Regions from separate parts of the Mus musculus genome. Here region 2 is linked to region 1. The links are chromatin loops, found by intact Hi-C in ENCODE. Cell type or tissue: gastrocnemius. All regions are shown on one strand. Links, peaks and the distances in the headings refer to the core of each region. The heading gives the core; the rest is flanking DNA.

Region 1 (15,586 bases), core at 6,727-11,726:
TATCAAGGTTCAACAGACTGTGAAGCCCTCTGCCACTATTTGTGTAGAAGTCATAAGATTGCTGGGTGGGCACAGGACACCTCCTTCAGTCATTGAACCTCAGGCCCAGGAAACATTGGAACTGGGAAGAACGTTAGAGCCAGAGGCAGTGAGGGGTTCTGGACATGACACAGCCTTGTATTGCAGCCATGGTCACCTGCGCATGATCAAGACAGTCAGCAATACTATCAGGGGTGAGAGAGAGGCTACAAAGGCTCCACCCCCAAGATGATGGCTTCTGGGGAAGGGAGAGTCACTTTTCTTTTGGGAATGGCAGCCACTAGGTTTTCCATGTATCATCTCACATCCATCAGCATATGAGCAGCACTACCCAAATCCAGTGGGATAATTAATACAATATTAATAATAATTAAGATTTGCTCTTTTTTTAGTTAGGTATTTTCTTCATTGACATTTCAAATGCTATCCCAAAAGTCCCCCATAACCCCCTCCCCACTCCACTACCCACCCACTCCCACTTCTTGGCCCTGGTGTTCCCCTGTACTGAGGCATATAAAGTTTGCACTCAGAATGATACCCTCCAGGTCCATCCATTTGCCTAGAAATTTCATAAATGCATTCTTTTTAATAGCTGAGTAGTACTCCATTGTGTAAATGTACCACATTTTCTGTATCCATTCCTCCGTTGAGGGGCATCTGGGTTCTTTCCAGCTTCTGGCTATTATAAATAAGGCTGCTATGAACATAGTGGAGCATGTGTCCTTCTTACCTGTTGAAACATCTTCTGGATATATGCCCAGGAGAGGTATTGTGGGATTCTCTGGTAGTACTATATCCAATTTTCTGAGGAACAGCCAGACTGATTTTCAGAGTGGTTGTACAAGCTTGTAATCCCACCAAAAATGGAGGAGTGTTCCTCTTTCTCCACATCCTCGCCAGCATCTGCTGTCACCTGAATTTTTGATCTTAGCTATTCTGACTGGTGTGAGGTGAAATCTCAGGGTTGTTTTGATTTGCATTTCCCTGATGATTAGGGATGCTGAACATTTTTTCAGGTGCTTCTCAGCCATTCGGTATTCCTCAGGTGAGAATTCTTTGTTTAGCTCTGAGCCCCATTTTTTAATGGGGTTATTTGATTTTCTGGAGTCCACCTTCTTGAGTTCTTTATATATATATTGGATATTAGTCCCCTATATGATTTAGTATTGGTAAAGATCCTTTCCCAATCTGTTGGTGGCCTTTTTGTCTTATTGACAGTGTTTTTTGCCTTGCAGAAGCTTTGCAATTTTATGAGGTCCCATTTGTCGATTTTCGATTTTACAGCACAAGCCATTGCTCTTCTATTCAGGAATTTTTCCCCTGTACCCATATCTTCGAGGCTTTTCCCTACTTTCTCCTCTATAAGTTTCAGTGTCTCTGGTTTTATGTGGAGTTCCTTAATCCACTTAGATTTGACCTCAGTACAAGGAGATAGGAATGGATCAATTCGCATTCTTCTACATGATAACCGCCAGTTGTGCCAGCACCATTTGTTGAAAATGCTGTCTTTTTTCCACTGGATGGTTTGTGCTCCCTTGTCAAAGATCAAGTGACCATAGGTGTGTGGGTTCATCTCTGGGTCTTCAATTCTGTTCCATTGGTCTACTTGTCTGTTGCTATACCAGTACCATGCAGTATTTATCACAATTGCTCTGTAGTACAGCTTTAGGTCAGACACAGTGATTCCACCAGAGGTTCTTTTATCATTTAGAAGAGTTTTTGCTATCCTAGGTTTTTTGTTATTCCAGACGAATTTGCAAATTGCCCTTTCTAATTCATTGAAGAATTGAGTTGGAACTTTGTTGGGGATTGCATTAAATCTGTAGATTGCTCTCAGCAAGATAGCCATTTTTACTATATTGATCCTGCCAATCCATGAGCATGGGAGATCTTTCCATCTTCTGGGATCTTTGATTTCTTTCTTCAGAGACTTGAAGTTCTTGTCATAGAGATCTTTCACTTCTTTAGAGTCACACCAAGGTATTTTATATTATTTGTGGCTATTGTGAAGGGTGTTGTTTCCCTAATTTCTTTCTCAGCCTGTTTATCCTTTTTGTAGAGAAAGGCCATTGACTTGTTTGAGTTAATTTTATATCCAGCTACTTCACTGAAGATGTTTATCAGGTTTAGGAGTTCTCTGGTGGAATTTTTAGGGTCACTTATATATACTATCATACCATCTGCAAAAAGTGCTATTTTGACTTCTTCCTTTCCAATTTGTATCCCCTTGATCTCCTTTTGTGGTTGAATTGCTCTGGCTAGGACTTCAAGTATTATATTGAATAGGTACGGAGAAAGTGAGCAGCCTTGTCTAGTCCCTGATTTTAGTGGGATTGCTTCCAGCTTCTCACCATTTACTTTGATGTTGCTACTGGTTTGCTGTAGATTGCTTCTATCATGTTTAGGTATGGGCCTTGAATTCCTGATCTTTCCAAGACTTTTATCATGAATGGGTGTTGGATTTTGTCAAATTCTTTATCAGCATCTAACGAGATTATCATGTGGTTTTTGTCTTTGAGTTTGTTTATATAGTGGATTACGTTGATGGATTTCCATATATTAAACCATCCCTGCATCCCTGGGATGAAACCTACTTGGTCAGGATGGATGATTGTTTTGATGTGCTCTTGGATTCGGTTAGCGAGAATTTTATTGAATATTTTTGCATTGATATTCATGAGGGAAATTGGTCTGAAGTTCTCTATTTTTGTGTCTTTCTGTGGTTTAGGTATCAGAGTAATTGTGGCTTCATAGAATAAATTGGGTAGAGTAACTTCTGTTTCTATTTTGTGGAATAGTTTGAGAAGAACTGGAATTAGATTTCTTTGAAGGTCTGATTGAACTCTGCACTAAACCCATCTGGTCCTGGGCTTTTTTTGGTTGGGAGACCATTAACGACTGCTTCTATTTGTTTATGGGATACAGGACTGTTTAGGTCATTAATCTGATCCTGATCTAACTTTGGTACCTGGTATCTGTCTAGAAATTTGTTCATTTCATCCAGGTTTTCCAGTTTTGTTGAGTATAGCCTTTTGTAAAAGGATCTGATGTCGTTTTGGATTTCTTCAGGATCTGTTGTTATGTCTCCCTTTTCATTTCTGATTTTGTTAATTAGGATGCTGTCCCTGTACCCTCTAGAGAGTCAGGCTAAGGGTTTATCTATCTTGTTGATTTTCTCAAAGAACCAGCTCCTCGTTTGGTTGATCCTTTGAATAGTTCTTGTTTCCACTTGGTTGATTTCGCCCCTGAGTTTCATTATTTCCTGCTGTCTACTGCTCTTGGGTGAATTTGCTTCCTTTTGTTCTAGAGCTTTTAGGTGTATTGTCAAGCTGCTAGTGTGTGCGCTCTAGTCTTTTTGGAGGCACTCAGAGCTATGAGTTTTCCTCTTAGAAATGCTTTCATTGTGTCCCATAAGTTTGGGTATGTTGTGGCTTCATTTTCATTAAACTCTAAAAAGTCTTTAATTTCTTCATTCCTTTCTTTACCAAGGTATCATTGAGGAGAGTGTTGTTCAGTTTCCACGTGAATGTTGGCTTTCTATTATTTATGTTGTTATTGAAGATCAGCCTTAGTCCATGGTGATCTGATAGGATGCATGGGACAATTTCAATATTTTTGTATATGTTGACGCCTGTTTTGTGACTAACTATATGGTCAATTTTGGAGAAGGTACCATGTGGTACTGAGAAGAAGGTATATCCTTTTGTTTTAAGATAAAATATTCTGTAGATATCTGTTAAATCCATTTGTTTCATAACTTCTGTTAGTTTCACTGTGTCCCTGTTTAGTTTCTGTTTCCACGATCTGTCCATTGATTAAAGTGGGGTGTTGAACTCTCCCACTATTGTTGTGTGAGGTACAATGTGTGCTTTGAGCTTTACTAAAGTTTCTTTAATGAATGTGGCTGCCCTTGCATTTGGAGCATAGATATTCAGAATTGAGAGTTCCTCTTGGAAGATTTTTACCTTTGATGAGTATGAAGTACCTCTCCTTGTCTTTTTTGATAACTTTGGGTTGGAAGTCGATTTTATTCGATATTAGAATGGCTACTCCAGCTTGTTTCTTCAGACCATTTGCTTGGAAAATTGTTTTCCAGCCTTTCACTCTGAGGTAGTGTCTGTCTTTTTCCCTGAGATGGGTTCCCTGTAAGTAGCAAAATGTTGGGTCCTGTTTGTGTAGCCAGTCTGTTAGTCTATGTCTTTTTATTGGGGAATTGAGTCCATTGATATTAAGAGATATTAAGGAAAAGTAATTGTTGCTTCCTATTATTTTTGTTGTTAGAGTTGGCATTCTGTTCTTGTGGCTGTCTTCTTTTGGGTTTGTTGAAGGATTACTTTCTTGCTTTTTCTAGGCCGTAGTTTCCGTCCTTGTATTGTTTTTTTTGTTTGTTTGTTTGTTTTTTGTTTTTCCTGTTATTATCCTTTGAAGGGCTGGATTCATAGAAATATATTGTGTGAATTTGGGTTTGTCATGGAATACTTTGGTTTCTCCATCTATGGTAATTCAGAGTTTGGCTGGGTATAATAGCCTGGGCTGGCATTTGTGTTCTCTTAGTGTCTGTATAACATCTGTCCAGGATCTTCTGACTTTCATAGTCTCTGGTGAGAAGTCTGGAGTAATTCTAATAGGCCTGCCTTTATATGTTACTTGACCTTTTTCCCTTGCTGCTTTTAATATTTTGTCTTTACTTAGTGCATTTGTTGTTCTGATTATTATGTGTCGGGAGGAATTTCTTTTCTGATCCAGTCTATTTGGAGTTCTGTAGGCTTCTTGTATGTTCATGGGTATCTCTTTCTTTAGGTATGGAAAGTTTTCTTCTATAATTTTGTTGAAGATATTTTCTGGCCCTTTAAGTTGAAAAATCTTCATTCTCATCTACTCCTATTATCCGTAGGTTTGGTCTTCTCATTGTGTCCTGGATTTCCTGGATGTTTTGAGTTAGGATCTTTTTGCATTTTTCATTTTCTTTTATTGTTGTGTCCATGTTCCCTATGGAATCTTCTGCAGCTGAGATTCTCTCTTCCATCTCTTGTATTCTGTTGCTGATGCTTGAATCTATGGTTCCTGATTTCTTTCCTAGGGTTTCTATCTCCAGAGTTGTCTCCCTTTGGGTTTTCTTTATTGTTTCTATTTCCCTTTTTAGATCCTGGATGGTTTTGTTCAATTCCATCTCCTGTTTGGTATTGTTTTTCTGTAACTCTCTAAGGCATTTTTGTGTTTCCTCTTTAAAGGCTTCTAGCTGTTTACCTGTGTTTTCCTGTATTTCCTTCTTAAAGTCCTCCATCATCATCATAAGAAGTGACTTTAGATCCATGTCTTGCTTTTCTGGTGTGATGGTGTATCCAGGACTTGTTATGGTGAGAGAGTTTGGTTCTGATGATGCCAAGTAACCTTGGTTTCTGTTGCTTCTGTTCTTATGCTTGCCTCCTGCCATCTGATTATGTCAAGTATTTGCTGTCCTCAATATATCTGATTGGAGCCTGTCCTTCCTATAATCCCAGTTGATTCAGGACTCCTCAGAGTCCAGCTTTCTCTGTGATCCTTTGCTTGTGGGCTCCTGTGAACCTGAGATTCTGGGTGTGTCAGAGTTCTTGGCAGTCAAGTTCCTCTGAGACCCTGAAATACTGGTGTGACCAAGCTCCTTTTATCCTGGGATTCTGTTGTCAAAGATCCTGGGCAGGTTACAGTATTTGAAAATGGTGTCTCCTTTGAGGAGCGTGGGGCTGTCTGGTCAGTGGTCCTAAGATCACGTGGAGAGTCTTCTAGGGACCGTGGGGGTGCTGCCAACTCCACACACAAGGTGACTAGATACTCTAGCCAACCGGAAGGGACTTGTGACCCTAGTCAGGCCAGTTTTCTGCTTCCCTAATGCTGTCTCAGGTCCCGCACGATTGGATTGAAACAGAAGTTGTGTTCCACTCACCAGAGGTCCTAAGATCGTGTGGAGAGTCCTCTAGGGACTTTAGGGGTGTCTGCCAACTCCGCGCCCGAGGTGACCCGGTGCTGGCACTGACCAGAAGGGACTTGTGACCCTAAGGTTTGCTCTTTATTTATTATGTGGTACAAATACCAAAGTTGAAATTTATATATATATATATATATATATATATATATATATATATATATATATACCTTAGTGGCTGCCACTCAAACCCTTTGTTGTCGTGTGCTAGGGGCACCATTGTGGGCACACTCTCAGGAAAAAGTACATTTGTGCAAAGTAACTCCATAGGCCCTGGTATTAACTACGACCATTTTAAAGCTCATTCCTTGTATGCAGATCCCTCTGCAATACTCACAAAGTTTAATTCATGATGCTGGGGAGTCATGAAACACAGATTTAATTTTGCTTTCTCAATAGCCGCCTCTAATATAAATATTGGAAGCAAAACAAGATAATCATTTGCCAACAAAGTATGGGGGATGGTGAATATAAGGAAAGGCTATCCAGAGACTGCCCCACCTTTGGATCCATCCCATCTGCAGACACCAAACCCCAACACTATTGCTGATGCCAAGAAGTGCTTGCTGACAGAAGCCTGGTATAACTGCCCCCTGAGAGGCTCTGCCAGCATCTGCCCAATACAGATGCGGATGCTTGCAGTCAACCATCTGACTAAGCCCAGTGACCCCAATGGAAGAATCAGGAAAGAACTGAAGAAGCTGAAGAGTATTGCAACCTCATAGGAAGAACAGCAATATCAACCAACCAAACACCTAGAGCTCCCAGGGAATTAACCATCAACCAAAGAGTACAAATGGAGGGACCCATGGCTCCAGCTGCATATGTAGCAGAGGATGACCTTATCTGGCATCAATGGGAGAGGAGGCCCGTGGTCCTGTGAAGGCTTGATGCCCCCAGTGTAGGGGAACGCTAAAGCAGTGAGGCAGGAGTGGGTAAGTGGGTGGAGGAGCACCCTCATAGAGGCAAGGGAAGGGGGAAGAGGAAGGATGGGGGGGTGCAGAGGGGAAATTGGGGAGGGAGAAAACATTTGAAATGTAAATAAATACAATAACCAATTTTAATTTTTAAAAAAAGGAAAGAAAAAAGAAAGAAGGAGACTTAGGTAGTCCTGGCCAAAGCCATTTATTGGATCTGCATTATCATTTAAATAAAGCCAAGAAAAGAAATAAACAAAAAGCCAGACTCAATTGAAGGATGCAGGACAGCCAGCTCCTTTATTGCTGCGTAAAGATGTAAGAGGAAAACCACAGTAGCTGAGGATAACAAGCTGCCCTTCCATCACCAGCTCATTAACAAAGTTATACTGAGAGTCTCGATTGCAGACCTGGAGGCTAGCTAGCCTTTTTATAGCACATGCCATTCAGCTATTAAAGAACACCAGCACTGTGTTAGCCGCAGAATAGCTTATGATTGTCTTGACTAGAGATATTTTCTACTATGCTTTTGCCAAGAAACAACAAGGATAAGTTATGTGTAGTTTGGTTAAATATATAAGATGAGCGGCATAAGCACATGTGCACACACACGCACACTCATGCTGTATATGTGTGTGTGTGTGTGCATACCTGCATTGGAGGCCTAACAGCATGGTCTTTGCATATAACGTACATATATTCACTGGTAAACTTGAAATTGTCTCTGAGTTATTATTGTGTGTGTGTGTGTGTGTGTGTGTGTGTATGCGTGTATGTGAGCACACATGTGTATACAGGAACATGCAGAAGTCAGAAAAAGAGTTGGATCCCCTGGAATTAGAGTTAAAGGCAGTTGTGAGCCTCCATGTGGGTGCTGGGAACTAAACCACAGTCCTCTGCAAAAACAAGTACTCTTAACCAGTGACCCATCTCTCCAATCCCTATTCTACATTCTTTATGGAATAAAAAATAATAAAAAAAAGTACTATTTGGTTCAATTTTTCTTTTAAATGTTTTCACTCTGTAGAACCCACAGGAGGGCCAAACATATCCATCCACATCAGAAGCACAGCATAAATAGAGGTGTGGAGATGCTGTCCCTGAAGGTGAGAATATTAGACAGGAAGTAGACATGAGTCTCACATCACAGCCACCTAGGGAGCATCGCTGGGGCTGGGGAGTTGTCTAGGCAGCTAGTGTGTGCTCTATGCAAGTGTAAGGGCTGGAGTTTGGATTCCTAGACTCTTTCGGGAAGACAAGTGTGGCAGGTGAGCTGTAACTACAACCTCAGAAGGCAGAGGGGACCCCCAGGACAAGCTGAGAGACACTAGCCTTTTCGGGAGAGCTCCGGGTCTGGCTGAGAAACCTGTGTCTGGTATGAAAGAGCAGCTGGGATGATTCCTGATATCAACCTCCAGCCTCCGCATGCACCCATGCAAGCCTGAGTCCACCACACACATGCAAACATGCATATACACACATGTGCACCAGACACATGCACATGAATATTAGATAAATTAAATCAAAAGCAGACCTCCTGGGACCCGCATCCCAAGGATAATTAATCAGCATTGCCCTAAATTGCAGCCGTGGGTGTGAACCGCTCGCACACTGTTGGTGTGGACCACTTGCACAGACATGTGAAACACTCAATGGTCTGTTTGAAACCCATATCCCATCACCACTAGCAGCCTAACCCTGCCCTGCTACCCTTTGGTCCAGTGGAACGATCATGCCTCCTACAAACATGCATTCTGCTGACAGGAAAGTAAATCACACACGTGTGTCGAATGTCCCGCCTAAGTCAGATCATCTATGAAAGAGCTGATTGTTATAATCTCATTTTGAGTGTGTTAGAAAACAACACGCAGAATCCACATATGTACGATAAGGTTGGAATAAAAATGGGGATTTCAACAAACTCCCATCCGGAGGTTTTAACGAATAAGAGAAAAATAAAAAGACCTTTTGCAAGAGGGAAAAAAATGAACAACATTGGTTTTGTTACAGTTTAAGAGGAACCTACCCAAAATCACAGAACTGAACAGCTAATCCCTGTTGACACAGCAGAGTGGACTGAGTCTGGGCTTCAGGGCCTTTGATTTCTACTCACAGCCATTAGCATCGGTCTGACTGCTGAAATCCTGCAGGCAGGAAGCCAGAGGCGGTCAGGAGAGCTGAGCCCAAGTTGGCTGTATTCTGGGTTCTCTGTGAGGCCCCAGGGAAGATAAATGAACCCTCAGCCTCTCTCCCTACACCGACCGACCGCTGCCTTCCTGCAGACTCCAGATCTCCTTCTGAGAGATGCAATCTGAAGTCTCAGCCATATAATAAGGGTGAATTTCTGACTGGTCCCAATTCCACAACTCTCACAAAGAAAGTAAAATCTGCCCAAAGTTTCTAACTTCAGATAACCTTCTAGGTTATCTGAAGAGCCGGAAAGATGGCCCCACAAGGACAAAGGCCCCAAGGGTCTGGCACCCTCCACGGCCCATGTGGATACCTGCATATGCAGATGCACATACACAAACAAAGATAAAATAAAAATCTTTTAAAAAGAAAAGTCCACTTGAACTCATAATTTAATTTTTTCTCACTAATGTTCCTTAAAATTTGCAAATTTCCTTTTTCCTTCATAGACCACGCATTGGGGGAAAATACTGGTTGCTACCTACACAAATTCCCAAAAATAATGTCCAGTATGTTACTTTTGTAGTAGTAGTAGGAATAGTTGTTGTTGTTGTTGCATTAATTGCTGAATCATCATAAAAATATTTTTAAGTGATGTGGGACAAGTTTTTCTAGTGAGGAGGACTGAGTTGCTTCCCTCCACTTCATTATTTGTCCGTATTACATAATACTTAATTTTCTCTCTTCAGGAGCATAATGAGATACAGACAGACAGACAGCAAATGTCCTTGCTGGAATTAGTGTGCACACTCATCAGTTATGTGCAGCCGATCAACATCTGCTTTCTAGTACAGAGCGGCCAAAGCTTCTCTCACGCAGACTCACGGATCCTTCAGAGCAACTGAATTTCAGGCAATGGCATTGCACAGCACGTGACTTGTCTCCAGTGAAGCACAGCGCCAGACACTGCAGGAGTTACATAACCACAGGCTGCTGCTGGCAGAGCCGCCTCAGTGGCTCAGCCGTCCGTGTCTCCTCCAACCACACCCTGCAGCTCTGATATGCAGTGTACACATGTGTTGTCATGTGCCTGGGGACTTTCTTGGCAGTGAACACAAGACACGGTTTCCTGCCTACCAGTAGGGAGAGGTCTTTTTTAAAAGTGATCACACTGTATACAGATCATATCAGGACAGAAGTCACCACAAGCCACAGCAAAAGCAGGTGTCAAATGTACACTGTACAACTCTCCCCCTGCCCTTTCAAATAAACTTTTAGATTGTGGCTACATTGGGATAATTTATTTAAGATGTTATAGTAAGTATAACCAATTGTCAATCATAAGTGTTTCTCCAAATGTGAGCCCCAAGGAACAACTAACTCCAGACACACATGGTTTGTTCCCAGCGCTTGGACAGAACACGCACTATCATGAGATATCATGAGTATATCTAGTTTCCTGGTGATGCTACTCTGTTAACGCTGAGCTCACATGAGTGTGGTGAATGTGACTGAGCATCTACGCACCCCCAGGCCTTCTCTTATGCTAATGCTGGGCCCTAGTGAAAAAGCACTGAATGCCAAATGGACACCTATCCTTTTCTGTATTCGAATTCTCATTCTAAAAAAAAAGTCTATCTACATACAAAGATCCTGAACCCAGGTATAAAGCAATCAATGTGTGCCTGCTATTTTCAAAAACAAGAGCTTGGCAGGCAACCTGCGATGGTATGAACTTGACACATGAAGAGAAAGCAGAGACTACCCACAAACACACAGAAGAAGTGACAAACATGTGTTTTTCAGGATTCCAAGATGCACCTATGTCTTTATTAAATACCAAAGTAATACCGAAGGAAGCGATTTAATATTACAGTAGCTAAAATTAAACAGGGGAAGAGTTGTTTAAAATAACACCAATGACTAGAATTCTGAATAAAACCTGAACTAGATTTAGGTAGAAACAGTTTTGATCTCACCTGGCTTGAATATTTAAAATTATATAGTGAGAATTCAAAGTATCAATGAGAAGAAATGAAAACATTTATATAATTTAAAGGTTTGTACTCAGCTACTCCAAGAGACATCATTTATGGAACAGTGACGCCTACTGGTAACTTGTGATATTGCATCTCAATTGTAGCCCTGCTCTATGGTCTGCCCACTGACATCTAAGGAGGCAGGGAGGCCATATACACAGGTGTTGAAGTTGGAGCAACCAAAATATGTTATAGACACTCAGAAGTATGTCACAAATAATGCTATTAGTTTGTGCAAATAATTTATGCTTAAAAAATGAATCCAGGCCTGACAAGATAGGCAAGTAAGCCTGGTTCAAACCTAAGCTTAATCCAGCCTCACTCACAAAGTTGTCCTCCTCCACAGCACCCACTATAGTAAGTGATTTTCAAAAGATTTCAATGTAAATATTGCTACCAGGAGGTGAGCCATGAAGACAGGGACCAGCAAGAGAGCAGCATCCTCAAGTCCCTATGGCCTGCCCATCACCAAAGCTTTCCAAAGCCCAGGTCTCCACGCCCTCTCTTCTATACCTTCTGTCTGATACATTTTAGTTTGGGTTTTATGACAGACATACAAAGTTATCCTTGATCAGATATATCTCAAATACATCTCAGAAGTTCCGGTCTGGACAGCTACAGTCCTCTTCCACGGACCTCACTGTCTTGGGTATTGCTCACCAACGTCATCACATCAGGTACACCTCAAAGAGTGAGCCAGCTCTCATCAAAACCCCCAAGCCAGTAAGTTCAGGGATGAATTCCACTCTCACAGCCTTGACTATCATACCTTGGGAAGATAGTTTGAACTCTCCAAATCTATACTCCAGGATGACAGAAACAAGCCTCCATACCTCACAAACAGGAAACTCAACACACGGCAAACTGTATCCTGAGCATGGTGTGTGCATACGTTTGCCTGTGCTCCATCCTAGGCAGTGATCCCCATCTTCTAGGATATTTCTCTTTCCGTGACCCTAAGGCCTATAAGACTTACTTCTTAAAATTAGCTCTTCTCATGGGCCTGGAAAAACGGCTCAGTGGTTAACAGCACTGGCTACTCTTGCTCAGGAGCCTGGGTTCAACTCTCAGCTCCCACGGGGTGGCTGGGTACCCTCTGTAACTCCAGTTCCCAGGATGCCATGCCCTCTTTAGGACTCTACAGGTACTGCATACACATGGTACATATACACGCATACAAGCAAGACACCTCTATACATAAAGCAATAAGAATTAAGTCTTCAAAGTGTCATTTCTCTCTCCATTCCTGAGCCATTCATGGGACACAATTTATACCTAGTTAGACCAGTATAACCCTGCCAGACCCAGAACCCAGCTTCTGAGTCCATCGCTGTCAACATTCCTGCTGGGATTCATCATCCATGAATCAGGAGTCTTGGCTCCCATTGCAGTACCAAACAGTCTCCAGCTCCTTGCTCTCCGCCTCATGCAGACTGCTCTGTCCTCTTTCTCATCATAGAATCTACATTCTTCATTGGCTTAGGTGAGTCCAGGACACTTTGTATACATTGCAGTCAAAGAAACGCACGGGGTTCTTAGTCTCATAAAAGTCACTGTCATTGAGGAAACACATAACTACAAGAACAGAAGTGATCCAGAAGGGACATCCTCTGAAACTCGCTAAGACAGACAGTAAGTGAGGAGCTGTGTCTGATAGGCTCACCCTGAGAGGCACTGGATGTGACTCTAAAGAAGCAACCAGGCACACGGACTACAATAGGAACAGCATTCCAGGCAAAAGGAACAGACAATGTAAAAAGCACCAATGAAGAAAGAGAGAGGACATGTGACCACGGGACAGTCACACAGGAGAGAGAGGCTGGGATGCTCGACGGAATGCTGGGCCCTATGGAATCTGGTAAGAAATGTGAATTCCTCTTGACCAGTAACAGAAAACCCTTGTGGGGCACTAAAAGGCACATGACATGAGTTAAGACATGCTGTACAACCTTTACAGAAAGAGCAGACTGACATTCACAAACGTGGGGACAGAGGAATTGGGAGGTCATGTGCCTTGCCTCCTCTCAGTTGCTGACATGAAACTCCACCCGCCAAAAGCCACTTACAGAAGAAATGGTTTATTTCAGCTTCCAGACCACTATCCATCATAGAGGGAAGTCAGAGCAGAAACTCAAGGAGAAGTTTGAGTCACAATCCATCGGGAGAATTCTGATAGATGGCTTGCACCCAGGGTCATGCCTAGGTAGCTTTCTTACATAGCCCAGTATCACCGCCTAGAGAATGGTGCTGCCCACAGTGGGCTGGACCCTCACATCAGCTAATAATCAAGATAGTCATCCATAGATGTGAAAGCTCTCCCTCAGTAATTCAAGTCTGGTGAGTCAAGCCTAACAATAGACGCCAAAAGGCTGCAAAGTTGGCTCAGCCATTAGGAACATTGGCTACTCTCCCATAGAAAACCTGTGTTTGGTTCTCAGCACCCATATCAGTGGCTCACAACCACCTGTGACTCTGGGTCTAGCGCCCTCAACTGTCCTGTGCAGGCATTTGCACTCACAGCACAAACCAACACAGAGAAACACATGCACACATGCACACACATTAATGATAAAATCTAATCTTAAAAAAAAAAAATCTTGGCTGCCCCAAACCAGTGTGGAACATCTGTTCCTGACTAACCAATCTGCTTCCCAGCCCTGTTCCAACATAAATCACCTAGTGGGTGGTACAGTCTTAAATTTGAATTTGGTCTCCACTGGAAGTCACGTGGCATGCATCCTGCACGGGTGTGCAGACTCCTTTTGCCTCCATAGTCAGTGCCTCCTGGTGCCTCCAGACATGGTACCACAGTTCAAAGAAAGCCTTTAGTGTTTGTTTAGTGGTAAGAGAGGTACGTTGTCTCCAGGTATCAAGTTCTGACACATTATTATGCAAGATACCACCGAGCAATGGGATTCTGGGATAGCTCAATTTTGGCATGCAAGGAAGGAGGTCAGATCTCTTTCAATTCAAACATGCGCCTGGAATCACTGATGTTTTAGAGTCTCATGAAAATACTTGCCAATACACAGACCTACCTCTGGGGCTCCACGTGTTGTGTAACAAGGCTGATGCTTTGATATCCACCTGAACAACCCTTGTAATCCAAGTCTTACATGAAAGGAACCGAACCAGGCTCACCAAACCTCAACACTAACAAATACATGTAAACAGAAGTAGAGCTGCCAGGCGTGGTGGTGCACGCCTTTAATCCCAGCACTCGGGAGGCAGAGGCAGGTGGATTTCTGAGTTCGAGGCTATCCTGGTCTACAAAAGTGAGTTCCAGGACAGTCAGAGCTATACAGAAAAACCCTGTCTCAAAAAAACAAAAACAAAACAAAAAAAAAACAAAAAAACAAACAAACAAAAAAAAAGAAGTAGAGCTGTCAACACTCTGGGGCTGCGGAATGACTCTAAGATCTGACCCAGTCATATGCATTAAGGACAAGGATAAAGGTGGGCACCCAGGTGCGTAAGATGCCACAGGCAAGACTTGATGTAGCAAGAATCTGATGCTGTCCCCACCTACTCCCATATGGAGAGTGGCACTGGGGGCTACATCTGGACCTGTTGAATGGCAGGTATGTACTCTGCCACAGAGAAACACCCCCTACACACACACTCCATTCCTTCAATTTACTTTGAATGTCACTGTTGGTCTGCATAGAGCAACACTGAGTGAAGATCTGCTTTCTCATAGCTGTACATAGCTGTACGTAGCGTACATAGGCAGTAAACTATTGCTTCCCCATTCACATGAGACCAGAACACTAGCTGATTTCTCGATGACTCACTAGAGTCCTCAGAGACAGACCCAGGGGCCTCAGAACACTTTAGACCATCTGATCCACATGCTTGGGCCATGGTTCTATTTGGAAGCACTACTATCAGCTTTGTCTACAGTGAGCATCTGCTGGTGGTACCGTCCACACAAGATCTTCTTGCCTATCAATCCTGCAAAGTGCCTTCTCTTGACTGGTCCACGGACTCACAGATCAGCACGGCGGAAACCAAGAATGTGACAGACTTGTATCCTCCACGGAGGAGATGTATATCTGTCTTCCACTCAGAATGCTGAGAATCTAAGGGGATCTGCACTCTCTGTAGGGCCAGCTAGGTTACTCCTGACTCCCCCACACTCTTAGGTTTCTCTCAGTCATTCTCCCAAGACCACTGGACGTTGATTCTGAGTCAACAGAACCCATCTTTATGGAAGAGACCACATGTACTTTGTAAAGAGTTTCAATGTAAACATGTCTTAAGCTTTGTTGTATGCATGGGATTGAGTTAAATAGCATCAGGAAACTGTTTTCCAAAAACTTGCCTTGGTTAAATATGGCTAAAATAAACTGCTCAGGGTCAGAAGTTTGAACCAACATTTGAACAGGCTACTGAGCTGTGTTGAGCTAAATTTCCTTCTTGCCTGGTGAGGATATTCCTGGCTTGTCCTGGTGTTTGCAGGGACTCCCACACCCCCGAGGGCTTGACCTACCCTTAGG
Region 2 (14,187 bases), core at 327-5,326, 300 kb before region 1:
GAGACAGGGTTTCTCTTTATAGCTCTGGCTGTCCTGGAGCTCACTTTGTAGACCAGGCTGGCCTCGAACTCAGAAATCCACCTGCCTCTGCCTCCTGAGTGCTGGGATTAAAGGCGTGCGCCACCACGCCCGGCTCATTAGAAGGATTCTTAACCCAAAGGATTGTGACATACAATCACATGACTGTTGGGGAAAGTAGAGGCTATATCGTCACTTCAAGATTCCAGGGACCCCAAGCTTTGGTGGGGCCACCCATCCTCTGTGGCTGCAGATGGGTTAGCAGGCCTAGAGTCTCATCTGGGCAATGCAGGCTGGTACTTAACACTGAAGTAGGAAACTGAAGAACAAGAGGCTCTGTAGACTCTGGACCTAAAAGCATGGGACTACTGCTCTCTAGGTGAGGTGTCTCCATCTGCAGTTGAACTTCTTTCTTGACCTTTCTCCCCGGAAATGGTCATGGTGTTGTCTCTGCCTGGTCAGGTGTGGTTCTTGTCAAGAGACTGACTCAAGGAATAAGCGCTGTGACCAGAGGTGACTGTTTTCTTGTGAATCCACCAGTTGTCTCCTCCACCTTCCTAGACGTGAGTCTCTTAGACCCCTGGTGTCCAGAGAGGACCTGAAGTCGGTGAAGCAGGCAGGCAAACTGTCAAACTCAAAAAAGCCAGATGGGAAAGTGTGTGACTGAAGTTATTTTAAGTTCTTCCAGCCAGGGTAGAATCCATATACTCTTACAAAAGGGGCTGTGTCTCCGCAGGCAGCCTCTTCCTGTGTGCCTTTCATCTTTTGGGGATGTTTAGATGGCAACAAAATGACAAAAAGAGGGTGAATAGTTCTCCAGGGAGAGAGGGCTTCCTTCACTTAAATACAGGGAACTTAAGATTTCAAACACTGAGTTGGACCAGGGGGAAAAGTGTGTAGGGGTGTGACATCTTAGGCATATTTGGGGGCTGGATGAGGGAACCACAGAGAAACCTGGATTCTGTCTGGCCTGGTTTGAGTTAGAGCAAAAGCGAAGTCCCTGGAACAAATCCTGCACCCACCACACAGTGTCAAAAGCTGCTCCAGATAACTGGGGGAAATGACTAAGGTGGGTATTTCTACCTGAGGATTGATTCTCTCTTCTCCGTGGGATTTCTGCAGTCTTCTAGTGATTTTGTACATATCACACACAGGAGCACACACACACACGCACACACACACACACACACACACACACACATGAATCCCCCACGCCCCCTGGAAAACCTGCCTCTCCTTTCTCTGATAAGGTATTGTGAAGCATTAGTGGCTAATATAGAGATTCCCCTGAATGCCAGCTACACATTAATAGCTACGGATTTTTTTTTTCCTAAAGACCAACAAATTTTTCAGATCTAGAGAAATGAATCGTGGATGCCAGAAAGTGGAGACCTGGCCAGCTGCTTTAAACCCAACCATGTAGGTAGCCGCCTACTCTGTCTGGCCAGAATTTTGACAGAGCTTCAGAGATGGTGGGACGTGGAGACTGTTTCCCACCAGCCACGACTGTGCTATCAGCCCGCAGCTAAAGTGGCTGCTGATTATAAGAGTGACCTATTGAAAGGAGACGACCAGAAAATGAAGGGGAAGGGGTTGTTCCTCACTCCGGTGCAGAGGGCTTTTACTGTGAAGAGAGGGTGAACTGAAGGGGAGAATTCATGCAGTAGTTCCTGGCCCCTGTCTGGTTCCAGGAGCATTGCTGAAAGCACACCAAGGTTGACTGACTTTTCTCAGACCCCAGGGCTTCTCTTCATCTCACACAGAACACCCTCAGATGCTGGCCTGGCTCCATACCAGCCCAGAGGGGGATGCCAGCCAATAAGCAGGAAAAACTCCCAAACTGTAACTTAACAGAGTGATCTTTTTTTTTTAATTCCCAAAATGTGTTTTCCCCAGTCCATGAGCACAGACCTGTGGTTTTTGTCTCCCCTGGCTTTACAGCCTCTGCCTCAAGCCAAGAGACTTGGCTCTGCTTCCCCCTGAGTCAGAGTCTCGGCTGGAAGCTGAACCCAGGAAGCCTCGGCCCCCACATCTCTCCCTAGAACCACCAGACCACACCACCTCCTGTACTCTCAGTTCTTTTGGCTGAGTGTCCTGCCTCCTCTTTGTTTGGAAAACGCCATCTTACGTAACTCCAGAACCTACTAAATGCTCCATTGTCTTCTACTTGGGAGCACTCAGAACAACCTCTTACTGACTTATGACTTATCACTAAGATAGAATCTTTCGCCCGCATCTCCTCAGCCCTTGGAACCGGCCTCACCTGTCTCACAGCAATCAACAGCCAGGCTTAATGCTTGTGGTCTTTGGGGAATTACAGGTTCAGTACAAGGTGCAGGGACTACAAAGGCAGGTTCACCCATAGGTCACGGTGGTTCACTTCGTTCAGGCCGCACAGGAAAGCCATTTGTAACTCAAGACCGAGGCGGGCATAAACAATTCTGATCTGATTATTCCTTTATAATCTGATTTTGATAAACAGCTGATGAAACGGGAGGTGTCTTGGCCCTCAGAGAAGAGATACCCAGGCGATATAATCAGGCTCTCTTATCTTGCCAGGCAGGGGTTGATTTCACGACTCCTATTAATAGCTCATGATGGCAAGAACTGTGACCTCTGCCCTGAATCTTCCGAGCCTTGAGAGCGAAGTGACAGCAGCCAATTGGGTAAGGGCTCTTCATCCACTTTTATTTTCTGCAAATCTCTGATTGGCCCTGTTGGGGATTCTAGTAATTACTGTAAGCTGGCACCTCCAGAAAAAAAAAAAAAAAAAAACAAGACCTCGTAGGATTCAATTAAAAATTAAAGGGACCTTTGTGTGTGGTTACCAAGAAGCTTTCTCAGCACAGGCGGGGTGAGACCTGCATGAATCAAACATGCGCAGGTGACATTTCCATCAGTTTCTGCTGCCTAAGCCCTAGGAAGAGGGGCTCCTGAGGGCCGGGGAGAATAGGTGGCCGCTCTCTCTTCCCCTACAGACCTTGGTCTTCCCAGGGTACTGCAGGCCTTCGTTATTTCTTTCTCTTCTGGGACCAGCTATCTGAGTGACCAGGTTCAGGCAGAAGTGTGCCTCATTCCTGTTAATGACAAGGGATCCTAGGCAAGGCTTTCAGGGCTGGTGGAGTGGGCTGCATTTGGGGGACAAATGTGCTCCCGCTTGTCATATTTATTTACTGAGCTTCAAAACAGAGATCTTGGGGGCTGGAGACATGGTTCGGAGTTAAGGGTGCTGTCTGCTTTCTCAGAGGTCCAGGCTTAGGTTCCCAGATTCGTATCTGATAGCTCCTGGGGATCCAGCGCCCTCTACTGGCCTCTGCAGGCATCCAAACGCATATACCAGCACAGACAGACACACTCTTAAGTACATTTTTTTAAAAATGGAGAGCTAAATGAATCTCCCCATTTGCATGTTAAAAGAAAGATTTTTCTCAAGGGTTGTTGAAGGTTGAAGCTTCTTGCAGGAGCTAACCTCATACTTTACAGGGTAAAATTTTGGAGCATCTACCCTGTACTATACGAGGGAGTCTGCTGATTTTGATACCTTCTTTCCTGCTGACAAGTTGAAGTTCACTTAGCAGGAGGTAGTTTGGTTGTTTTTGTTTTATTTGAATACAACTGGTATTCGTCCATGTGCATGGGCTACTTAGTAGAGCTGTACCCTGCTTGGGGAAGTGTCTTAGAGATTCCCTGCTGTCCGGCTATGAAGGGGTCAGCAGACGTGAGTGGGAAGCTCCTGACAGAATGGGTGTAACACAGAAGAGATCCTTACGGGTGGGGTGGGGTGGGGGGCTCGGGGAATGTTTATGTCTGGAGGACAGGCACCATCCTCGGAACACCCCTCCCATGGCATGGCAGCTCTTTCTGTAGCTGTTTCATTCACACAGCACCCAAGAGCTATGAAAACACCTACTGTCCCAAATCAAGGGAATTAGCAAGCCAACAGAGATGTCGGATGCCCTCACTGTCTCTCTTTTTAAATCTGTTTCCTATTGCATATGTGTGGGTGTTCCCCCTGCATGTGTGCCTGTGCACCATGTAAAGGCAGTGGGTCAGGAGGGCAGAAAAGGATATCACATCCCCTTTAACAAGTTACAGAAGGTTGTGAGCTGCCATGTGCATGCTGGGAAATGAACCCAGTCCACTGAGCAGAAGCCAGCACTTTTAGCTACTGAACCAACTTCCCAGACCCTATCCCTTCTTTTTTTTGTTCCACATTCTCTTCTTATCTCAAAAGCACTTTGACTTAGGTAATAGTAAAGATAAGATAAATAAATCATGGATTTAAGGGACTTTATTAAAAGACTAAACTTGAAATAACATGCATCATTTCAGTAGAACTATTAAATAGTAATATTTATAAAGTATGTAGTTGCCTAATAATAGTCTGCATATATCCATATGTATGTTATATACATAAATACATATATGTATATCTATACATAAACATATACACACACATATATACACATATACATACACACACACACACACACACATATACATATGTACATGTACTATTTTTCTCAAGACAGGGTTTCCCTGTGTAGCCCAGGCTGTTCTGGAACTCACTCTGTAGACCAGGCTGGCCTCAAACTCAGAGATCAGCCTGTCTGCCTCTCGAGTACTGGGATTAAAGGAGTGTGCCACCAACACTCATGTAGCCTGCATGTTTTAACACATAAGAATAATATGCAAAAGCATGTGTCTCCTTATCTAGTCTTGGGAAAGCCGCAGATGGTATCTGGAGGCTCCCTTCTATGTATATGAGCTTAAGTGGCCATCCTTGACAGTCGTTCTGTGATAATTCTGGAATGAAACTGTCTAAGTCTGAATTCCTGTGTGAGCTTGGGCAGACCAACTAATTTCTTTGTACCACTTTTTTGGGCCTCACCTGAAGGGTGATAAAGATGACTTAGAGTAATGGCCACAGCCTGCACTGTGTGAAGGATGTTGATGAAGGTGATGAAGTCGGTGATGGGGATGCTGCTGTTGATGGTGACTGTGACAGCCATCTGTCAACTTGATCCGGAATCAACTAAAGCATATTGACAAGCCACTGGTCACTCCCGTGAGATATTTTCTTAGATTATCTGAGGTGGTAAGACTCACCCTTCCTCTGGAAGGGTGTTTGCCTTCCTCTGGAAGTCCAGATAAAAGGACATGAGTGAAGGAAACTGCTTTTTGCCTGCTGGCCCTCATCCTTATTGGCAAGTTCATCTACCCTGTTGCTGAGGCATTCCTTCACCCGAATTAGAGCCAAATTCTTTATTTTTTATTTCTTGTGTTCTTTTTTTTTTTAAGTTACAGTGGCATTTTAAATTTTTATTTATTTCTATTTCATACACTTTGGCTTTTTGCCTACACAACATATATATATGTTTGTGTAAGGGCATTGGATCCGTTGGAACTAGAACTACAGATAGTTGTGAGTTGCCATGTGGGTGTTAGGAATTGAACTCTGGTCCTCTGGAAGAACAGCCAGTGATCTTAACCACTGATTTATCTTTCCCTAGAACCTAGAGCAGAATTCTTAAGGGTTCCAATATAGATTGAAGACCAGCAGCTCTCTAGGAATCCTCTAGACCATTCTAGAACTACTGAGGTATCCAGCCTCATGGCCCAAGAAACTACAGGACTCTTAGCTCTCCAGTGAGAGACAGCCATTGTTGGATTAGCTGGGCCGTGTTATGGAAGCCACTGTAAATCTTGTGTGTGTGTGTGTGTGTGTGTGTGTGTGTGTGTGTGGTGTGATTGTGTGTTCTTAGTCTGTTCCCTTAGTGCTCCCTGGCCAATACAGTGATGATGGCGTGGTGAAGAGATCTGTGGTAACCATCTACATGTTGAAATCACAGACACAGCAGGAAGCCAGAGAAGCCCTGTTAACTCCTGAAGGCCATAGTAACACTCACCACCACAGCTAGTTTCTGTCTTCTGACGTGGATAACCAAGGCAACTCCTCTCTCTGTTCCCTGAAAACACTGCGTGGAATTCTGATGATTTGTCTTGTGTTCCTAACTCAGACATGCTTTCTAATCAGTGAAGAAAGTGAACCAATGCTTCCAAGCCCTGGCATCTGGAAGGCCCGAGGCTCAGTGCCCTTGGGAAGCCATGCCGCACCAAATGTGCAGAGGCTGTTTGTTAGATAAGCACTCCAAAGGCCTTTCAGGGAGTCTAGGGACAGCTGCATGGAAGGACATCCTGCCGCCTCTGCTCTGGAGACCTGGGAGATCTGTGAAACATTTGCATGGATTATATGGGCCTTTGTCTTCAAACCCAGCTGGGAGTATTATGGTTTGGATGTGAAATGTTGCCCATAGGCTCAGGTGTTGAAACACTTGGTCTCAGTTGGTAATGCTGTTTTTTTTTTTGGGGGGGGGGTGGATTGTGGAACTGTGGGAGGTACAGCCTCTCTGAAGGAAGTGGGTCATGGGGAGACTTCATAAGCATGCCCCACTCTTGAGTCCCGACTCCTGAGTTAGTGTGACCATCTGTCTCATGTTCTGGTTACCTTGCCTTCCCTCCCTGTCGACTCTCTCCCTACCTGAAGCATGAGTCAACGCGCATTCTCCAGTGTTTAGTCACACTTGTCTGTTGTTCTGTCACAGCGACAGGAAATGAACTAATACACAGTCGCCCTCTTCTTATTCACTGTTGTTGCTGTCCCAGGACCTTGTACAGCAGTGGTAACTCAGACCCCATAGTGGGGCAGCTCTTTGTAAAAGCCCTACTAAGGACCTTTCTGGGCAAACCATCACTCCTGGGCTTTGCAGTCTCCCATCTAGACAGTCAAGACGGCCCTGGAGTCCCAGAGACCCTTTCTAAAGCATTGCTTAAAGCTACACTGCCTTCCCTGAGCACTATGGTTTGTAGCAAGAGGCAAACTATACCAGTCCTGTCTGTCAGAATCTAAATGTGGAGGGTTGTGCATTTACATCCTGTAGACTCCAAGGAGCTAAAACAGATCCGCTGTAGACTTGCAGAACGCTTGTAAATTAAAAATAGACACTAACACATCACTGTATAGCAATGGAGGGAAGAAGCCATTGCTTTCAGGGGAAGTCTCATGGCTCTGACCTGACCGTGAGCAAACAGCAAAAGGTCAAAGGGCATACCACACCATTACCACTCCAAAGCTCTGCCCCTCCCACACCAAGAGAGCTTTCTGCCTCTGTTTTTCTTTCAAAACCAGACTATAGAGGAGGATCCATGGAGGGTCTGTGGCACGAAAACCCTTAGATACCCGCACACAAGCATTTCATGCCTGTTTCTCCCAGAACACAGCAGCAGTTTCTGATTGAGAGAGTTTGGAAGGGTCTGTCAGGTTCCCCTCCTCCCTCCTCCTACCCCTGTTTATGTTGCAGCACGCCACCCATGCCTCTCATCAACATCTTCAAAGAAGGAAGGTTTATTTTAATTTCTGATTTCAGTGATGGTGGATGCCACAGCCAACTCTGTCAGTTCTGGTCCCGGGCTGAAGCTCAGCATCATGGTTGTCATGGTTGCAGGATAAGGTGGCAGGAAGCAAGGAAGTAGGGTGTGGAAAAGGCCAGGGTGGGATCTAGTCCCCAAGAACACACCGTTCACGGACTCACTTTCTCCAAGGGGCCCTGCCTCCTGCTCCCCAATCCCTTACATACATCACACTGTGAACCTGTTAAGGCCTCAGCTCGTTGATTGGGTCAGAGATCCTAGGACCCAATCACATGCCCAAGTCCATCAGCTGGCAATCAAGCTTGACCACAGGCCTGTGGATGGTCTTCATGGTCACACCATAACAGAAGGCCACACGAAGGAACGAGTGTGATACTTCCACGGGGCACTCAGGATTTCCTGGAGGGGTCACAAATTGCTTGGTGAGAGGGGTTTCTGTTGAGGGTCTAATGAAATTACTGGATTTTAATACATATATTTTAGAGACAATGTTTTTCTTTTTTACACCCCCATTTATATATGAGGGGTATAGCTGGGACCTGGACATAAAACAAAAGAGATTTTTTTTTTAAAGTTTGGGTCTTGCTACTAATATTCTCTCTCTCTCTCTCTCTCTCTCTCTCTCTATATATATATATATATATATATATATATATATATATTTGATTTGAGGGGAAAAACACAAAACAAAACCAAAAGGAAATATTATTATAATCTCTTTAGCAAATTCCTATACCACTTTTCTTAACGGGAGAAAGATACTTCGCAATCTGATATCGAGGCTGTAAAGCAAGAAGACTCTTACCCTGACACGTTTATTTTACACGAGATCAAACAGGAGAAAGTGGAGATTGTCTGCCCAGGGTCATCCAGCTTCAACCTTACCCTGCTTACCCAGTGTAGACTTATGCTAAAATCTGCCATGATTTTCCTTTCCTTTATTTTACTTTACCTTGGGAATTTAAAGTGTCTTCCTGTTTGTCTGGGAGCTGAAATCCTTGGGAATTTAAAGTGTCTTCCTGTTTGTCTGGGAGCTGAAATCGGGCACCGTCACTCTCAGAAAGCTCAGGGTTCCTGGTCTGTGTTCCCGGGACACGGTGTCAGCCATGTGCCTTCCAAGGTCTCGGTGGTTCTTCTATGTGGACACTAGTCATTAATCTTCGGACATTTCCCCTCATTTGTTTTCTTTTTCTTTTAAAATAAAAGAAAGTTAAGTAGACGTTCCCCATCTTGTCCCAGCCCTAGTGCTTTAGAGTGTAAGTTGGAAAGGGTGGTGAGATATGGCAGCATCTACTACTGGGGATCTCTAAGAGGCAGGAATGTGTTCCCAGCATGGACACATTGCAATGGCTCCACCACCATCCCGTGACTCCACCACCACCACCACCACTTGACCCCGCCCCCAGCAAGCTTCACTATGATTCTGTGTCTGAAAACACAAGTCTCCCTGGTCCGTTTGCTGAGCCCTTGTGTAGGCTTTGCTGCCATTTTCTAGCTATTTGCAGTTGGACAGAATCCTCAACTACCCTAAGTCCCATCACTCATCAAAGGAGGGTGTTGTGACAAGAGTATAGGTGCCTTGTGAGTGCCTTGGGGGTCTTACATGGGCTACCGTCTGTCACCCGCAGGGAAGAGCGTCTGGAACATCCTAAGAGTGCAAACTACGTTTATTATCATGACTCCCTTACCAGTCTTGTTTCCCACCCCATATCTGAATCTGAAGATTTGGTCCAGAGATGCAAGGAGAGAGGATTCCGTTGTGATGAACGATGGGGGCCGAGAGAGATAAGGCAGTTCTCTGTGGATGTGGCACCACAGTCCTTTTTCTCCTTCTACCTGTACGCGATGCACACAGCTCTGACTTGCTTACACTTAATATAGGGAGCAATCTCAGGGGATGACGAGATGACTCTATAATTAAAGTACTGGCTTTGAAAGCAGAAGCAGCTGAGTTTGATACCCTGGGATCCATGGCTTAAACAAACCAAGGAGGCATGGTGGCGTGTGCTTAGAATCCCAGGGCTGAGGGGACTTAGACAGGCAGACCCTTGGACTCATTTGCCAGCCAGCCAACAAGGCTTAGACTAGTAAGAGAGACTCTGTCTCATGAAGCCAGGGAGGCAGTGCCCGGGGAACATTGGAAGTTGTCCTCTGGCTTCTATATGCACCTGCAAACACATGTCCGCATATACCGGCACTCAGATGAATATACCCCTCGTTAAACAGCAGAATTAGAGTACTGTGCCTCAGAAATATGTCTGGATGACTCCAGCCTTTGAAAATCTATGCTTTGGCTATCATGAACCTTCTGAAGCCAGTGTGTCCTGCTGTTCTTACAGGGGCAGAGCTGTGACCAGAGATGACAATTCTCCTCCCTGTCCATCTGCAGAAGGAGGGTTGGCTTTTAGCCTTTGATCATGCTGCCAGTAGGCACTGGATCCTCCTGCAAAGGTGCCTCACTGTGCCTCTGGTTGTCTGGTTGTCAAAGTTAAAGGTCCTCTAGGGGACAATGACTGTGGATTTCCAAGGAGCTCAGGGGTCCCCAAGCCAGCCTTTCTCAGCTGTGTGAAGAGGTCAAGTAGGGAAACAGGAAACATGTCTGCTGTAGCCATCCTTCTGCCTTGTGTTGATCACTCAGGAGGTATCACTTGGAGCCTAAGACAATTAAAAAGTAGAAGAGAGATCACCTTAGTTAGGGTTTCTATTATGAAAGGACACCATAACCACAGCCACTCTTATAAAAAAAAAAAAAAACATTTAATTGGGGATGGCTTACAGTTTCAGAGGCTTAGCCCATTATTGTCATGGTGGGAAGGATGGTGGCTGCAGGCAGACATGGTGCTGGAGAAGGAGCTGAGAACTCTATATCTTGATCCATAGGCAGCAGGAAGAGATGAATTATTGAGCTTCCCCAAAGCCCATCCCCTAGTGATATACTCCCTCCAGTAAGGCCACGCCTATTCCAATAAGGCCACACCTCCTATGGTGTCAGTCTTCAGTCTACGGGGTCCTTTCCAATTCCAACCACCACGGGGACCTAGATAAAATTTCCAACGACAGTGAACTAGTCTGACATGGATTCATTCTGAGGGCCATTTAATGGCAAGAAGGAAAAGAAACTGATCCAGGAGTCCCGAGGTTCACGCTGCAGAAAACATCTCCTGCTTCTGATTTTATTGTCTCTCTGTTTTACAACCACTAAGGCAGCACAGCCAACATACACATCGACTGGAAAATGGTGGGCTGTGCTCATTGTACAAACTCTTTCCAAAAAATATCAGATCTCCCCCCCACTCCCCACTATTTCCAGGGAGGAGCCAAATAAGCAATGTAAAGCTAGAACAGCAGGCTTTGGAGCCAGGAGGCAGATGAGAAATTGATTGTCATTGACCATTGTTGGCCAGTGTTGGATGTCATTTGCTGTCATTGGCCATCATTGCTGTCATTGGCTGTCATTGGCTGTCACTGTCCCTCCAGAACAGCTAAGGAACATTCTTCACCTGTTCAATTTAAAAATAAATTAAAAAAAAAATACTTGGCTCCAGCTTATCTTAGCAAGTGACTCATGTGGGCTCAGCTGGGAGGCTGACTGTGGCCTGAGAGTCTCTCTACCACTCCACACTGGGGCCTTTGGCTACAGGACAGGAGGCCACAGGGGCTGGGCGAGGCTGGACCCAGGGAGAGGGAAAGGATAGTATGAAATTCAATGCAGCTGTTGAGATTTCCTTTCATTAACTTAAATTATATCAATTTCTAGACTTCAGATATCTATTGAAAGGCGAGCGAGAAAAGCACTGAAGAATACAATCTAACTGCTTTTACCCTAACTCAAATTGAGCAATAATGGAAGTAATTCAGTCTGGGGCAGAGATGGGACCCGGCTCCTGCTGTTCCCTGTCTCCTTTCCTGCCTAGCTAAAGGTTTCTATTTCAGCTCTTTGCTTCTGAGGCAGGAAAAAAAAAATGGAGCTAGGGAAGCCGTCCCCACAACTGTATCTCTGGCCTTGCCTCACCCTTTACCCAGAATGACTCACTGAAGTAGTCCCTCACAGAGCGTCTCTGTAGGAGTGAGTGCCGTATCTCTGTAATAGCCTGCTTAGTCACACTGCCCAAAAACTCTTCTATTACACATCAGCAGTAGTGCCTGGACTGTTCAATTATTCATGCATTTCCCATTCCAAGTACATGTTGTGGGAAGAGCTGATCAAAACGATGTACCCTTGCTGTGCTGGGCCAGTGGAGACTGAGGTGGGTGGAAGGAATGGGGAGCAGAGGAGCTGTTAGTTAGCCCACAGTCTCACATTAGTCCTGTGGCTCACTGCAAAGCTTGTGCTGAATAGTGTCTTAGGGAAAAGGTGAGAGGTGAGTGAAAACCGGCAGGGGGCGGGTCTCTTGTGAGTCCTGGCCAATGATGGATTCTAACCACAGCCCTCCAGCTAGAAGTGATAGGAAATGCACCGAAAGTGAGATAATAGAAAGGTGATGAGGTTCCTGAACCAGAGCATTGTGTCTGAGGGGCAAGTGCTACAGATGGGAATGCTACAGACTACAGAGGGGAATGCATAGGCAGTGCTGATGGGGTCACGAAGGGACTGTGCACTGTGGTTAGTGGTTTGGGCACCACTCAGGATACGTTTCCCATTCCAAGTAGCTGTGGAGGGCCACAGAGCTCATTTCCTCTGTGTAATACATGTAATAGACACATGTGTACTTACATACTAGCACACACATGGGTTCTTCACACACACACACACACACACACACACACACACACGGAAGACATCCTTGGTTTGGGTTATGAGATGGTTCTTTGTCAAGTTGGTTGGATCTTAGAATCACCCAGGAGACACGCCTGGGGGAGAGCGCACACCAGTGTATCTGTAAAGTTATGTGGGGAGGGAAGAGCCAGCCTGAAAAGGGAGCGTGTCAGACCAAACAAAGTGGAGACAAGACCCAGTGCCCGCCTCTCTTGTGACTACGGCACAGCGTGATTAGTGCCTCCTGCTCCGACCACTACTCTTTCCTACCCCAATACACCCTTAAGTCACAATCCAAAATTAACTCTTCTATACTTAAGTCGATTTTGTTGAACTGTTTTGTTACAGCATTGAGAAAAATAACTAGTACAGATTGGGAAAATGTGTTTTCATAATTTATTGTGTTAGCTTTGTATCATTGTGATTTTTTTAATACATGTTATAAGCAACTTGATGGAGAAAAGCTTTATTTTAGTTCACGGTTTCAGAGGTTTCTGCCTATGGCCCGCTATCTTATTCTTTTCTATAGAACTTGATTATTTTGCGTATATGGGCGCTTTGCATGCAAGTATGTCTGTGCACCTCCTACTTGTGTGGCTCATGGGTTTAGTAAGACGGCACTGGAGCCTCTGGAACGGAGCTTACAGGAGGTTGTGAGCCATCATGTGGGCGTGGGGGAAATCACACCCAGGTCCTCTGGAGGACAGCCTGTGTTCTTCATGACTGACTGCTCTCTCTAGCCTCTCTCTTGGTTGCTTTTAGACTGCAGTGAGGTAAAATATCATGGCAAAGAGTATGCAGTAAGGTGGGCTGCTCACCTCATGGTGCCTGAGAGGCAGAGAGGTGAGAGGCAGGGGCCAGACACATAACACTGTAGACATGTCATAGTGCCACATTCCTTCCATCCAGGCCCAGCCTCGTAGCTTCTACTGTTTCCCAATGAGGTCACCAAAGGCATGACTCCGTGACAGGTTATTCCTCTGACATTGTCAGAACACCCATGATCCAATCACTTCCTCCAAGTCTATCTCTGAGCGTTTCAGAGGGGGTGAGGCCTTTAATCCCTGAGTCTCCTGGGAACATTTTCTATCGATGATGATTGCTCCAAAATTGACATTTAGAGAGATGGATACTTTCTCAGAAGTATGAAAGGAAAGGCTGTATTGGGAAACATGTGAGCATTTCTTTGAATCCCTTTAATAAAAACTAATGCTTAAAATGGAACAGCACTGCACATGTCATACTTGACATTGACCTTTCAAAGCCGACCTTTAAGACATGATGTCATGGGTCATGATAGAAAAAAAAATCTGGCATGATTTCCCACTGAATGCAACACAAACACACACACACACACACACACACACACCTGGTAAGAGATGGCACAGCTTGGCTTGAAGAAGCAAAACCCTGGAATCACCACTGGCATGGTTATCCATATTTGCTAAGGGCACAGGACTCCCTCAGAGGGCCAGACAGGAACCCCATTCTGTTAGCTTATTTAACCACAGTCTCTCTGTTCTGAGAGACCAGTGACACCCTAGAAGACCCACTCTTTGAAAGGACTCAAAGCAACTGAGTGCTCTGGGGTGTCGACCATGAAATGCTTAGAAACACTTTCCTTGTGTGATATTCTGTTTCCCTTTAAGAGAAAAATCTTAGAGGAAGGAAGTTATAGAGGAATGTTAATCCATCAACATGACTGCTCTAGCTGTAACACAGACACACCCTTAACACACACCTGCACTCCCAGAGAATGAAAGAAAAATTAGTTTGAAAAAAGAAGCAGCCATGGTTGAAGGTGACTTCTAACTGAGGGGCAGAAAAAGTGATGAAACAGAGAAAGATTTGACAGAATGAGTCAGAGATAGGGTACACCCAAGTCTCGTGAGAAGAGACAGAAAGGAGAGGCGACTTGAGAGAGCAGTGCAGAGAAAGGGCAGGGGGTAGTTTTACAGGGGGCGTTATAGAGAGACAGGTTG

The links. A loop is a pair of places that touch in the nucleus more often than their neighbours do. Peaks named below come from ENCODE experiments on the same cell type or tissue, not always from the same donor. Only the 100,000 strongest peaks of a DNase experiment are listed, where the experiment ranks them.
Region 2: it touches region 1 in a loop (2.0-fold over the local background); 2 of 42 quality-filtered maps call a loop at or near these places.

The regions. Positions count from the first base shown.
Region 1 is chr6:146,261,280-146,276,865 of GRCm38, forward strand. The region is part of intron 37 of Itpr2 (inositol 1,4,5-triphosphate receptor 2); the gene reads right to left. Among named protein-coding and RNA genes, the nearest start is that of Gm35596, 49 kb to the left of the region's middle. In gastrocnemius, for the core only: no CTCF peak of the experiment used is centred there; DNase peaks (open chromatin) are centred at 9,083, 10,035 and 11,167; H3K4me3 peaks cover 405 bases; H3K27ac peaks cover 2,934 bases.
Region 2 is chr6:145,966,447-145,980,633 of GRCm38, forward strand. Gm32838 (a long non-coding RNA gene) reads left to right here and starts at 2,451. Exons shown (of 4, transcript XR_001785421.1): 1 at 2,451-2,684. Gm38928 (a long non-coding RNA gene) reads right to left here and starts at 11,042. Exons shown (of 3, transcript XR_869599.2): 1 at 10,226-11,042; 2 at 8,402-10,104; 3 at 7,485-7,848. In gastrocnemius, for the core only: a CTCF peak has its summit at 3,339 (motif pointing left); DNase peaks (open chromatin) are centred at 1,848, 1,966 and 3,303; H3K4me3 peaks cover 359 bases; H3K27ac peaks cover 2,914 bases.